Regions from separate parts of the Homo sapiens genome. Here region 2 is linked to region 1. Evidence: chromatin contacts called from ENCODE Hi-C or POLR2A ChIA-PET data. All regions are on one chromosome and are shown on one strand. The core of a region is the stretch at or near the end of the contact, and the rest is flanking DNA. Distances in the headings are between cores, read along the strand shown.

Region 1 (3,756 bases), core at 461-2,960:
TGCAATGGCCCTGCTTGACTCAGCATTCGGAGGCCCGGGCCGCGTCGCTGCAGCCTCGTGCCAGTTCTTCCTCCACATCCCAGAGCATCACTGTGAACGGAAAAACCGAGCTCATCCCTGGGCCTTGGATTCACGTGTTTTTTTGCCGTCATTTGTGGGGAGGGAAAGCAAAGGCTGAGGTCTCTGTGTGCCTGAACCCGGAGCCCGTGCCTGGGCACACGCTCACCTGCCTGGTCCGGTCACTGCAGGCTCCGTCCAGGCCGACTCAGGTGACTCTCGGGAGCACAGGCTGCTGTTGTTCCCAGGACCCTGGCACTCCTTACAAAGACTTACTGAGTGGACAGCCTTGTTCCTCCCTCGAGTGGGGCGGACGTGCCCTTCCTCTCTGAGTAGACTAGGGGTTTGCTCTGTCCTTTTAAGCACCGAGTTCCGGCACAGTCTGCTCTTTCGGTAAAACTGGCAGAAGTGTGGTTGGATGGTCGTTTCCCTTTTTTGATGATGACATCTTTGGATAATAAAGAGCTTCTCCTAAAAATATCCAAATACAGAAGTACCTGGAAGCTGCTTAGGAGACAGGCTGGGCTCCTGGTCCTTCTGGGCCTCATCCTGGCTCTGAGGTGTGTCCATCAACACAGACAGATCAGGCCCCACAGCAGCCAGGGCCCTGGTCCCGCGTCCCTGCACGGGCCCCCGCGGGCACCACCTGGAGGCTGCAGGTGTCGCTGCCAGGGCCAGGGTGCACTGCACACTGGGTCCCAGGGGTCTCCACTAGAGGTGACACGCGGCCCTTCCAGCCACTTTCCATGGGCCCAAGCAGCCATGCGTGCCCCCCTACCCCTGGGGGAAGTCAAATCCTGCCCCTTGCTCTCAAGGAAGGGCAGGAATATAGGATCAATGTGGGAGGCTTTTGTCTTGGTTTGGGTCTGGTTTCATTTCAGGGGAAGCCACACTCCCTCTCATCTCCACAGTGGCTGGAGTCCTGCGACCTCAGGGCCGAGAGGAGACCCGGGCGGGATCATCACAGCTTCCCAGGTGCTCCTGCCAAGGTCAGCGGGGAGCGGGTGGCCTCCTGCAGCCCCTGCCCCTCTGGCGGGGATCCTGAGTCCTTGGCCTGTTGTGCTGCCTGCCCTGGAACGTTCTGTCCCTTGCAGATGCTGGTGGGGCGTGGCCAGACACACCCCTGATCTGCAGGTGGGAGGGGCCCCGACCACTGCTCCCCACAGCCCCGCCCCTGAGGCTGAGTGAAGTCATGCTCTGGGCGGTTGTGACTTCTGGTCCGGTAGAAACATTTCTGGTTGAGCTATCAGTGGCTGAAGGTCCTTCCTGCCCTGGAGAGGAAAATTTCAACCCTGGAAAATTACCAGGGCAGGCGGCCAGGGAAGTTTCTGCCCTGGGGCGGTGGTTTGAGAGTGAAGTTTCCTGGGCTGGTCTCAGCCTGCAGGGGAAGCACTGGCTCCCAGGAACTTTGACAAGCCCAACTCCCCTGGTTCTCTGGAGGCCAGGAAAGCTGTCCAAGGCTTTCCCGACGTGGGCAGGAACCAGTCATTGTCACAGGGAAGCATGGCCTTTGGGACAGGTGCAGGCTGTTAGCTGTGTGTTCAGAAGGCACGTAGACTCCTTCCAGCAAGCGTAGCCTCACCCACCTGACTCACGCCTTCATGGCGCCAGCTCCCCTCCCCCAGCCCCTTTAGGGAAACTTTTCAGAGCACCCGGAAGCCAGGCAAATACCAAGGGAGGGTTAAATACCCATTAAATCATTAAAGCAGAAAACACATCTCCTCCTTCGTCCCACCCCTCCTCTTCACGCACACCCCCTCTCTGTGGGTGGAGGGCACCTGACCCCCTCCGGGTCTCTCTGCCGCTGCTGGGACTCCCAGGCCTGTGCCACACGTGCCAGCACACACCTCAGGCTCCACGGGCCCTGGGAAGGCTCTGAAGTGCTCCAGAGGAGACACAATTAGGAAGCCATGCCCAGCTCCGCTCTGAGTGAACCACAGAAAACTTCACTGATGGAACCAAAACCACCCGGGCAGCCCTTTGGCTGTGGAGGACGGTGTGAACGTCCGCGGCCTCGGAGGCTGTGGAGGGAGGACGGTGTGTACGTCCGTGGCCTCGGAGGTCCCAGCTCAACCAGGTCAGGCTGCTCTTCCCGCCTGTTGGGACTGATGGGCCTGCCATAGGCCCTGGAGCCAAGGCCACCTCCGAGGCTGGGGAGCGTCACACGGCAGGCACTGTTGAGGCCGCCTCCCCTGGTGACCGAGTGGCGTCCCCGGGAGGTGACCGCCCAGGAGGCAGCACCAGCCTGCCTGGCACTTACATGGCCCCAACCCAACCAGTTGGGCCGTCGCAAGGGCCAGCACCCAGGCAGCACTGGGCCTCGGCTTGTTCACCTGTAAAGCGGGGGACACCAGGACTGTGAGGAGCAGGGGGACGACTCTATAGAGAGCCCAGAGCAGCGTGAGCCGTGGGCCAGGGCTGCCTCCGGGCCGGACTCCCACGGTGGCTTCTAAGTTAGAAACATGCAGGAGACCACGTCGTTTCCTGCTGGGAACCTCCCGAGGCTCCTGGGGCCTCAGAGTGAGACCTGCACTCCTTTTCTCGAAGGCCGGGTGAGTTTCGGGGGCTGCAGTAACAGCCCCAGCGAAGGGCCGACACAGCTCACAGGTCACCTTACAGTTCTGGAGGCAGAGGACTGAACTGGGGCACCAGGAGCCAGCAGGAATGAGCTCCTTCCGGAGGCTTTAAGGCAAAATCCATGTCCCTGTCTTTCCCACCTGCATTTCCTTGGCTCAAGCCCTTGCTTGCAGCCCTCAGACCTCTACGCCCCTCCTCTGCCTCGGACCTCTACGCCCCTCCTCTGCCTCGGACCTCTACGCCCCTCCTCTGCCTCGGACCTCTACTCCCCTCCTCTGCCTCGGACCTCTACTCCCCTCCTCTGCCTCCGACCCTCCTGCCTCCTTCCTAGATGGCCCTGGTGATTATACTGGGCTCACCCGGATAATTCAGGCTCCTCTCCCATTCTAAGGTTCTGAACTCCTTTGCCAAGTAAGGTGACAGTCACAGACTTGGGGGATTAGGACATGGTTGTCACGGGGGCTGCCATCCAACCTGCCTGGAGGGCATTCCTGCTCGGAGGACCTCCTCCCGTGCGTGGTCTCCCCTGATGCTGGCTTTTGCCCCCATGGTCTCTGCTTCCCAAAGCTTTCCCTCCGCCTCAGCCCCAGCTGTCCTCCCCACTCTCAGGGTCCTGGCCCCAGGTCCTTTCCCCAGAGGCCAGCCTGGCTGCCGGGACTGCTCCCATGAGCTCCTTGTCAATGCAGTGTCTGTTGGCCTGCAATCCACCCTTTCCCCATAGACTGAAGTGGCACCCAGGCAGGACAGCCCCCCTCATCCCCGAGGAGTGCCAGGGTTGGGGCACGTGTGCCAAGGAGCCCAGACCTGCCCAGAGCCAGACCGGCTCCTCTTCCTGCCCCTGGGTCACGGCTGCCCTGAGTTCTCCAGGCTGGGGTGAGCTCCGCGTCTCAGCCGTGCTCGGGAGCAGGGCACTCAAAGCTTTTGTCACAGTTTTCTGTCTGTGGATTCATTCTTTCATCTGGTTTCTTGGGCTTTGACTTCATCCTAGCACTGGGACGCGGTGCAGCCAGACAGGGTCCTTCCCGACGCCACAGATACCACGGGTGAGACAGCCACGGAGGCACAGCCACACAGGCGTGGTCGCAAGCCAGCATGGTGTGTGTTTGGGAGCATTTGGCTGTC
Region 2 (3,756 bases), core at 438-2,937, 1.5 Mb before region 1:
GGTACAGCTTCGAGAGGCAGCCTGTCTGTCCTCCAGGGCCCTCTGACCTCTGACCTCCCCCTTCGGGCCCCCGCCCCCGCTCAGCAGCGCAATACCCTCCCCTCCTCAGCCCTCCCCCCTCTCACCCAGGCCTTCCCTGCCTGCTCCCCACAACTCACTCTGCGCCCCCCAGCATAAGATCCAGGCTGATCTATGTTGCTGGCTTCTGGTCCTACTGCCTGGCCCACAGGGGCACCCAGATACTGATACTTGTCCGTTGAATGAGGAATACAAGTAGAATCTCCAGCTGCCTTTGCACCCCTCAGAGTTCTGTGAAGGTGTAAGGTGTGCACCTGACCTGTGCAACTGGAAGGCATTTTATGAACAGATCCCGACACTGGGAACTATCCGGGTGGAGTGCTTGTGCTGGGGAGGACAGGAGCTGCACACAGCCGGGCCAGGGGAGGGGCGGGGGGCACAGATGCTCTGCAGACACTTCCAGAGCAGGGTCAGGGCCACCCTGACACAGGGCCAAAGCATGCTGCGATGAGAAGCCTAACCCACGTCTGTACCGAGTCATAAAGGATGAGAAGAGTCGGCCAAAGGGACAGGGCGTTCGTGGCAAAGGGGACAGTGTGGCCTTAAGCTTTAGGACATCTTGGGACACACGGGTCAGCAGGGACTCTGCCAGGCCCCACAGGAGACATTCGGCATGACTCCGGATGCAAGAACCCGCACCCCCAGTTCTCCCCAGCCCCGCAGCACAGGAATCTCCCCCTTCCTTGGGAACCCCCCACAGCACAGACAGGCGGCTCTTAACCCAGTTTTACAGACGCGGCTCACGGAGGCGAGGGGTGGGCCGGGCTGGCGTACCCGCCGATCGGTCCTTTGCAGCAGCCTCCTCTTTCCCAAGCTGGGCAAGCAGCATATGGGGCCCAGCTCTCGTGCCTCCACTGTCGTGGAAGTCCCACACGGATGGCAAAGCAGGAACGGCCCCGCCGAGCAGAGTCGGGGGCCACGGCCACACCCCCATCTACTACCGTGCGGCTCCGTCCGCCCGGGAGCCAGGGCTCCACTATGAGCACCTCGACTCTCCGGGCCACCCCCAGGCGACTGTGGGGGCCGACGCGCGGGCGGGGCGGGTGGGGTGCGGAGCCGGCCGAGCGCGGGGCGGGGCGCGGCGGGCGGGGCGGGCCCGGCGACCGCCGGCGCGAGGAAGTCCCGGCCCCTGGCTTTGGGGAAGTGCCGCCGAGGCGCCTGCGCACTGCGCCCCCGCGCCCCCTCCCCGACTGTCGGGCCGGACCTTGGAGCGCGCGGGCCGGCGGCGGCGCGAGTGGCTCGGGAGCGCGGCTGGTGAGTGCGCGCGCGCAGCGCCGGGGACAGCGGCCCTGCCCCTCCCGGCCCGGGCCCGGGGACCGTGCTGGGCGGGAGCTTCGGGAGCCGGCGCACGGGACTCGAACCCCAAGGGCTCCCGCCGCCAGGTCCACGTGGACCCTGGGCCGCAGTGGAAGTGGAGCCCGCCCCCCGCGCGTGGGGGAGGGGGCGCCGCAGCCGGGTTCCCCTTTTTCTGGAGCTCAAAGCCTGGGGAAGTGATTGCTCAAAGGTGGGGGCCGGAAGAACCCAGGTTTCCGCGTCTCCCTCCCCCTCTCAGCCCGGTGAGGAGGGGCCGGGGCGGGACACCCTGTCCGCCCCCGCCCCCACCCCGCTGGATCTGGCAGCCACTCAGCCCTTCGAGCTGTAGGGGAGGCGCTGCGCCCCCGGCCCCAGCCGATCGGGGGCTCCTGGCGCTAGCCTCCCTCCAGAGCGCCGCAGGAGTCCCTCCTGCCGTCTGACTTGAGTCCCTGCTGCTGCAGTGCACGCCCCTTCGGCAGCCAGGGTGGGGCCCAGACCCAACCTGGCCCCTCCTGCCCCCACCCCGCCTTTGGGTCGCTGGTGAGTAGGGAGCTTTGAGGTAGGGGTGGGGGCGTCAGAGGCTGAAGAAAGAGGCACCTGGAGGAGAACACAGGCTTCTCCAGACTGGACCCTAACAGCAGAGAGAGGAGCGTGGTGGGTGGGCCACCACCACCATTTCAGAGGTGGGGAGAGCTGGCCTTCCCTGGAGGGGCCAGGCCAGGGCTCGCCCACCAGCCAGATGTGGAGGGTGGCAGATGGGAAAGGCCCTGGGTAGGAGCTAAGGACTGAGAATGGAGCCCCTCTTCAACCCCCCTCCCAAAGGTTATGACATTTTTTTCTGGGATTGTCACATTTTCTTATTCTTTTTTTGGACTGGGCAGGCTCTGGGACGTTCTTTTTCCTTCTGTGGAGCAAAGCGGCAGCCACTCCCAAGGGATCCTCTATCCCCAGAGAGCAGACGTGCCGCCTATCCAGCCTATCCCATCCCAGACTTGGGGGCCAAAGCCTGGGAGGCTGGGGAAGGGGGTCCCCAATGCCAGGTTGACAAGCAGGAGGACCCTAGTTGAGACTCTGTATCCCCCAGGAGAGACGGGGGGAGGGTAGCCTGGGGACATGGGTTGCCCCAGTTGACCTGAGAAGGGTACAGGAAGCCAGGTCCAGGGACAGGTGACCAGGTCCAGGGCCTGCAACTGGGAAAGAAGGGGCTGGCTCCCTGCTCTGCAGCAAATGCAGCCCCTAGCACCCCGGCCCTGCACCCCTAAACACGTCCCCTCCTCCAGTTCAGAGCTGGGGTGGAGATGGTAGCCCAGGGGGACAGTCTCAGGGGTGCTAGAGTGTGGGGGAGGACCCTGGGTGGGGACAGAGAGGAGGAAGAACTGCTGCCTGGGGAAGCCACAGACAGCCCCGTCTGGGTACAGCTACCAAACCTCAGGTTGCCACGCCCCTTCCTTTCCCTAGAAACTTGACCCCTGAAAGAAAGCCCAGCTGCAGGGCTACTTTCGGTCTCCTCATCTACTTGCTAGGAGCCCGTGGGACCCCCAGTCTCAGAGGAAACTGGGCCGGTGGTGAGGGGCCAAGGTCCCAGGGGATGCTGCACCTGCCCCAGACTTGGGCCAGGGCAGTGGCCTCTGCATGCCCAGGCCTCGGGGGTATTGGGGGCCCTAAGAGTGCAGAACTCCAGCACTGTCTCTTCTGAGGGCCATTCACACACCGTCCCAGGAGGCCAAGAGAAGCCAACCAGCCAGAAACAAGCATTCAAAGGCCACGAGCTAGGGGAGGCGTGGCGGGGGGATGAAGATTGAGAAAATAAAGTAGAATCAAGTTGTGAGCTTCCTGGCCAGGGAGGGTGGCGGCACATGAGGAGGGTGGCGGATGTGCACGGAGGCCCCTCCCTGCCCTGGGCAGAAGTGGGCGCAGGTGTTCACAACTGCCTCCGGGGCACTGATTGGCCCCCCTGTACCATCGCCCAAGGAGACTTGGGATTCGAAGTGGCATCTTAGGTGGCATGAGGGCCACTCACAGCTTTGGCGCTCCTGGTGCACCTCCCCTGCAGACGGTGCAACCAAATGCTGGGAGGGACATGCACCACACCACACCCCCCTCAGGGACTCCGAGGCTTCGACTGGGGAGCAGGGTGCCCCCCACCCCTGCCACCCCCACTTCCCTGGCTGGCGCACCCTGTGGTAGGGCCTTGGTTCCACAGCAGTTTCACAGCCTAGAGGCAGTGGGCAAGGAGGGAGGGAAGTCTTGGGTGGGAGGTAGCAGGACCAAAGAACCATGTTTGGGGGGCATGTCCCTCCTCACCGGGGCCCTGCCCCCCTTCCCACACCCTCAGCAAGTCCAGCCTGAGTCCCACTTAAATCCTCACTGCTGCAGGTCTAGCCT

What was found. A loop is a pair of places that touch in the nucleus more often than their neighbours do. ChIA-PET counts read pairs that join two places held with the same protein, here RNA polymerase II (POLR2A). Pooled maps may share reads with other maps.
Region 2: a pooled map shows a loop between it and region 1 (2.1-fold over the local background). The contact joins the promoter of RGS19 here to the enhancer-like site in region 1. A Hi-C loop is called at or near these places in 1 of 50 pooled maps. POLR2A ChIA-PET finds 5 or more read pairs at or near these places in 2 of 52 experiments (activated B cell and activated T-cell).

The regions. Positions count from the first base shown.
Region 1 is chr20:62,621,530-62,625,285 of GRCh38, reverse strand. No RefSeq gene overlaps it. Among named protein-coding and RNA genes, the nearest start is that of SLCO4A1, 19 kb to the left of the region's middle. RefSeq lists enhancers at 447-496, 757-1,116 and a silencer at 627-716. Within about 2 kb of position 1,710, at least 38 of the 41 ENCODE cell types and tissues checked have a DNase peak (open chromatin) inside an H3K27ac peak, as active enhancers do.
Region 2 is chr20:64,077,449-64,081,204 of GRCh38, reverse strand. RGS19 (regulator of G protein signaling 19) reads left to right here and starts at 1,687. Exons shown (of 6, transcript NM_005873.3): 1 at 1,687-1,911. OPRL1 (opioid related nociceptin receptor 1) reads right to left here and starts at 1,123. Exons shown (of 5, transcript NM_182647.4): 1 at 853-1,123. RefSeq lists silencers at 539-712, 1,106-1,785.